Regions from separate parts of the Homo sapiens genome. Here region 1 is linked to region 2. A link is an interaction called in ENCODE POLR2A ChIA-PET data of the cell type or tissue named here. Cell type or tissue: MCF 10A. All regions are shown on one strand. Links, peaks and the distances in the headings refer to the core of each region. The heading gives the core; the rest is flanking DNA. Region 1 overlaps FGD6 (FYVE, RhoGEF and PH domain containing 6). Region 2 overlaps FGD6 (FYVE, RhoGEF and PH domain containing 6).

Region 1 (2,916 bases), core at 242-2,741, 52 kb after region 2:
CAAAGAAACATCCAAGCATTTTCGTTTTAATGTCAGCAGTCATCATTTTCACCTTAGGTGTAACATCTAAAATTTATACTTGCTTGTTCCTTATTTACTCTTTTTGGTCTTTACTGTGGAACTGTAGTGTTCTGATCTTGAACTGGAACATAAATGGAGAGAAGCTTCTCTCCTTTTCTCTGATTTCCCTGGAACTAAATCCAACTCTCGATATTTTATTGAAAACAACAACAACAAATTCACCTAAATACTGAGACCTCTTTTTGAGTCATCTTTATTATTATTTTGTTAAAGATGCACATTTTTTTTGTTCCTGCTAGGGCATTTAGTTTTTATACAAAGTAGTCCATAATAAAAGAATTTCATGGCCGGGCACAGTGGCTCACACCTGTAATCCCAACACTTTGGAAGGCCAAGGTGGACAGATCACAAGGTCAGGAGATCGAGACCATCCTGGCTAACATGGTGAAACCCCGTCTCTACTAAAAGTACAAAAAAATTAGCCAGGCGTGATGGCACGCACCTGTAGTCCCAGCTACTCGGGAGGCTGAGGCAGGAGAATCTCTCGAACCCCGGAGGCAGAGGTTGCAGTGAGCTGAGATCACACCACTGCACTCCAGCCTGGGCAGCAGAGCGAGACTCTGTCTCTCTCTCTCTCTGTCTCTTCTCTCTCTCACTCACACACACACACACACACACACACACACACACACGAATTTCATTTCAGCTCCTTAGCATAAAACTGCCTTGACTCTCTAAGCATATATCTAAAAGGGATTTTAAGGAAATTCGGAGAGCCTGTGACTGTAATTTTGACTTATATTTGTTATAGATTGAAGAAGAGCCCTGTTCAGACTATATTTAAGTTGTGAGTTAAAATACCTTTACTTATGGTGAAGTTCTCATCTACATTCCTATTGGATATTAACTAATTATTTTTGTTTGTTTGTTTGTTTTTGTTTTTGAGACAGAGTTTCACCCTTGTTGCCCAGGCTATAGTGCAATGGCGCGATCTCGGCTCACTGCAACCTCTGCCTTCTGAGTTCAAGCAATTCTCCTGCCTCAGACTCCCGAGCAGCTGGGATTACAGGCATGAGCCACCATGCCCAGCTAATTTTGTATTTTTAGTGGAGGCGGGGTTTCTCCATGTTGGTCAGGCTGGTCTTGAACTCCCAACCTCAGGTGATCCACCCGCCTCGGCCTCCCAAAGTGTTGGGATTACAGGCGTGAGCCACTGCACCCAGCCAAATTCTTAAATTATTTGTACACACCCAAAGGAGTCTTCTTCTGGTATCTATCTGTAAGGGGCCACTTCCCCTGTAGCCTTTTTAGTTTGTGACTTCCATTTTGAACCACTGATGGTTGCATCCCAGCAAGGTTCTGGAGCTACTCAGGGCAGTTCATCAATCCAGCTAATGACAGTGAAGATTACTGATTGCTCTCAGCTATTCCTGTGACATGGTTTATCCCTCATCCAATTCTCCACGTTTGCCATTTGAAATGTTATATGGTATGAACTGTGTGCTAGGAGGAAACTTACAAGTATCAGAGTTAAAATTCGTGTCTGACTAGCTCATAGCTGATCTTCATTATTCTTTTATGAGTTCATGTTAAATGTGCTCTTATCCACAGGATGAAGATAATGGAATGAAAAGTAAAGTTCATCATATTGCCAAGGAGATCATGAGCTCAGAGAAAGTGTAGGTATCTAGTTTACAATTCAGAAGACTGTTTTCCCCCCATTGGCACATTTAAAACATTTTTTTCATTGTTGTTTTTTACAGGTTTGTGGATGTGTTAAAACTTTTGCATATTGTAAGTATCTGCTAATATTTTCTTGAAGTCTAAGACTATTCCCTTTTGTACTTTCCCTACCCCTAGAAGTTTTCAGCATTACTAACTTAATGATAGACATTTTCTAAAATGTATGTATTTCATATATGTAGATAACATGATTTCTGAAAGAGTCTTAGTAGCTATATGTCCAAAGTCTTCAAACTTTATGTCTTCATAACAGTTTTGAAGGTGATAATATATTTTCTTAGGCATTTGCTGAAGATACTTGCTGTTAGAGTTTTGCATTAGCAATACATGAAGAGCATCATTATCATTGTCCAAAAGTGTTTTTCTCCTACCTAAATAAGCTCCCAGAAACAGATTTGAAATAGGCAATTTTCTTACTATTTTTCCTTTTACTACCTCCATTTAGGAGAGATTAGAAATAGACATTTTTACAACTAAGTTTTAGTTCTATTTTCTGTTTTTTAAATGGTCAACTTTTTTTTGTTTTTTTGATTTGAGAGAGCATCTTATTCTGTTGCCCAGGCTAGGGTGCAGTGGTGCGATCTTAGCTCACTGCAGCCTTTCAACCTCCTGGGTTCAGGCAATTCTCCTACCTCAGGCTCCTGAGCAGCTGGGACTACAGGCACTCACCACCATGCCCAGCTAAATTTTGTATTTTTTGTAGAGATGGGGTTTCAACATGTTACCCGGGCTGATCTCAAACTCATGGGCTCAAGTGATCAACCCGCCTTGGCCTCCTAAAGTGCTGGGATTACTGACATGAGCCACTGCAGCCAGCCTATAATTGTCAACTTGAACAGACTTGTTAGGAAAGAATTATGATATGTGTCAGGGTGCATATTCATTTTTCTCATGCACTCCTTTGTCCTTGCAGGTTTTCACAAGTTTCATTATGCATTGACAGTTAAAGTGCTTTTAGGGTTACTTTATTTCAATTATATTTAGGCAAGATATTAAGACTTAAGAAAGGGGTAAAACAAAAGGAAAAGGTAGATGAAAATGAAAAAAGGAGTTGAAGTGACAGTTTACTTATGTGGTGTAATTATTAACATCATAAATTAGGCTTAATTGTGGAGAAATGAAAGGTTCACCAAATATACATCCATTTAAGTC
Region 2 (2,916 bases), core at 318-2,817:
CTAAGATAAATTTTTTTTTTAATCACTTTATTTGTGAATGAGTACAATTTTTTCTTGAAATTGGAGGTTTGGCCATTGGGGTGTGTTTTCTGTTGGCCATCAGGCTTAAACCCTAAGGGCTTACCATTATCTCTGCCAATCCTGGAGCTTGTTTTTTATCTGTTATGCTGCTTAGTTTGTTAGGGCCTGCTACTCGACTGGGTGGAAGCTGGTGAGAAGGGGTTAATGGACGCAGCCAGCCAGTGGCATAAGGAGAGTTCTTTCTGGAGGCCACAGGAAACCAGGGCGGCTTTGGACAGGTTATAGGCTGTCAAGTAGGGCAGCCTGGTAAAAGCTGGGTGAGCTTTGCTTTTGAATTTCGCTTTCCAAGGAGACTTTTGTTTAGGCCTGCAGCAGGGAGCCTGCAACAGGCTTGAGACTACTAAAATGTGCCAGAGGAATCAAAAGCCCTGAGTCATAGGGTCAGAATCACAGTATTGCCTGGGAGGTTGTTCCTCTTGTAAACAACATTGAATAGAGGAGAAAAGAAATTCAAGTCTTCCTGAGGAGGACACCTTGACACCCTGAGATCAAATAAATGAACAGTGAGGCATACATTTCAGGTGAGCTCAAAGGGTCCTGTTTGGTAATCTCGCTGTTGAAAATACAGACCTGTGCCTTAGAATACTTAATTCAAAATCCAGTACACTGACTGGGGTTCTAAAATGATAAGAAAAAGTGAAAATGAACTCTGTTTAAGATTTTTCTGCTGGGGTCATCACAAGGGTGTCTTAGTTTCTCAACCTTCAGGGAAGAAAGTCTGGGTCAGGGCTCTAATTCACTGAATCATGTATTTTACAGAGTCTACACATGTGACCAACCAAATTCTGGTTAGTAAACAGACTTTTGACAAGCTTGGGTGTAGCCCATATGGTCTTATTCTTTAGAATATAGATGTTTCATAAATCCATTGCTTACCATTTACTTTTTTTTTTTTTGAGACAGAGTCATGCTGTGTTGCCCAGGCTGGAGTACAGTGGCACCATCACTGCTCACTGTAGCCTTGACCTCCTGGGGTTAAGTGATCCTCCCATCTCAGCCTCCCAGGTAGCTGGTACCACAGGCATGTGCCACCACACCCATCTAATTTTTGTATTTTTTGTAGAGATGGGGTTTCACCTTGTTGCCCAGGCTAGTCTCGAACTCCTGGTCTCAAGACATCCTCCTGCCTTAGCCTCCCAAAGTGCTGGAATTATAGGCGTCAGCCACCATGCCTAGCCTACATTTACAAATTTATAACAACATGTTTACAATTTATCAGAAAGTAGTTGTAGGCAGTCCCCAATTCCTAAAAGGATTGTGTTCTAAAAGTTCATGGTAATTTGGAACTCAGAGTGTATTTCCCAAAGAAACAGCTTTGAAATGGTGGTGAAGTCCTCAGTTTAGTCCGCAGGTTATATTAACCATTACTGCCCTGTCTTCCCCTCCACTCCTCTCCCTACCCCAGCCCAAGGGAGGTGAATTATCTCTGACTGTGTATGTGTGTGTGTGTGTGCGCGTGCATGCACGTGTGTCCCTGTGATGCAAGCTGGGGCTGAGGCGGTAGCCAGGGTGGGGTTAAGCACCTGGGATCTCAGAGGAGCAAATCTACAAGGCCTGGGGCCCCAGGGTTTGTGGGAAGGATGAGATGACTAAGGAAGAATGAGGAAACTGGGGGCTGGGTGAGCTGTGTGGAAGACTGAAAGTCGTCAGGAGTGATAAGGGGGAAGGGTAGGGTAGTGGCTGGGAATTAGTAGGCAGTGAGTTTCTCTACCTCCTTTTCTTCTTATTCCAATCCCTTCTCTCTTTCCCTCCCCGTTCTCCTTTGCTAACTGCATCATTCGGCTAATTGAGTTTCTGATGCCTGGCAGAGTGAGTAGAAGAAACCAGAGGAGGAGACTGGATGAGGGTGTAAGGAGTGGCACTGAGAAACCCCAGAGGAGAAAGGACGAACAGCCAAACCTGAAGATGAAGGAGACTGGAAGGGAAGTTCCCATGGCTGGAGAAACCATAGCTTTAGGTGTTCCAGATAGGTCATCATTTAGTCACCGCTCCGGGTTCTCAGAGGCAGTTTTGTTGGTAGTGCAACTGTGAGCCACTCTGGATTATTCTGACATTTTGGGAGTATAGTTATGAGACCTCTTCCTTGAAATGTTTCAGATATAATAAACATAAAATAGCCAGCAGGCAAAGGATCTTTCTATCTTATTGATATTCAGGTGATGGGTACCCATTTACTACTATTTTTATTTAAGAAGTTTGATGTTCAGAGAGAAGTTCCTAAAATTTGAGCCTTTGAGCCTTTGTCTGTAACCCTTATTCAAGGGCTATAGACAAATCAGCAAAATAATAGTGTCCAAATGTTGGAATTTCCTTTTTGAAATTGAGGCAGATTTCTTGATTCTATAAAGAAAACTGTCCCTGGAAACATTCCAAGTTTTTCCTGTGTTGTTTCAATTTGTTCTTATTATAAATATTTCAAAGAAAAAGTATGATAATTGGGTTTTCCTAGGCAACTTAGCAAACCCTCGATTTATTTATTTCACAGATACTGACCATATGTCAAGCATTGTACTTTCAAAGGTGAAAAGTGATGCCTACTCCCAAGGAACTTCTGCCCATTGAGGTGACAGAAATTTATAATACATGGTTTTACTAATTAGTTGTCTTTTTCTTAGTTGTACCCTGAATAGGGTATTAAAGAAAACATCACCTACATGGCAACACTTGAACCAAGTCTTTTTTAAATGGGCGTGATTAGATCTGGTGTTTAGGAGGTTGTTTTTTAATGTTGGTGAGAGCAGTTTTAGTGGTACTGTTGGAGAAGGAGCCAGATTGCAAACTGGGACTGAGAAGAGAGGAAGTGGAATCAGAAATGTGGATTGTTGTCCCTTGAAA

What was found. Peaks named below come from ENCODE experiments on the same cell type or tissue, not always from the same donor. Only the 100,000 strongest peaks of a DNase experiment are listed, where the experiment ranks them.
Region 1: POLR2A ChIA-PET joins it to region 2 with 14 read pairs; 12 of 35 experiments call an interaction of 5 or more read pairs at or near these places.

Annotation. Positions count from the first base shown.
Region 1 is chr12:95,151,710-95,154,625 of GRCh38, reverse strand. FGD6 (FYVE, RhoGEF and PH domain containing 6) reads left to right here. Exons shown (of 21, transcript NM_018351.4): 4 at 1,633-1,700; 5 at 1,785-1,815. Among named protein-coding and RNA genes, the nearest start is that of FGD6, 64 kb to the left of the region's middle. In MCF 10A, for the core only: no CTCF peak of the experiment used is centred there; no DNase peak of the experiment used is centred there.
Region 2 is chr12:95,203,329-95,206,244 of GRCh38, reverse strand. All of the region lies in intron 2 of FGD6 (FYVE, RhoGEF and PH domain containing 6), which reads left to right. Among named protein-coding and RNA genes, the nearest start is that of FGD6, 13 kb to the left of the region's middle. In MCF 10A, for the core only: no CTCF peak of the experiment used is centred there; DNase peaks (open chromatin) are centred at 444, 1,644 and 1,974.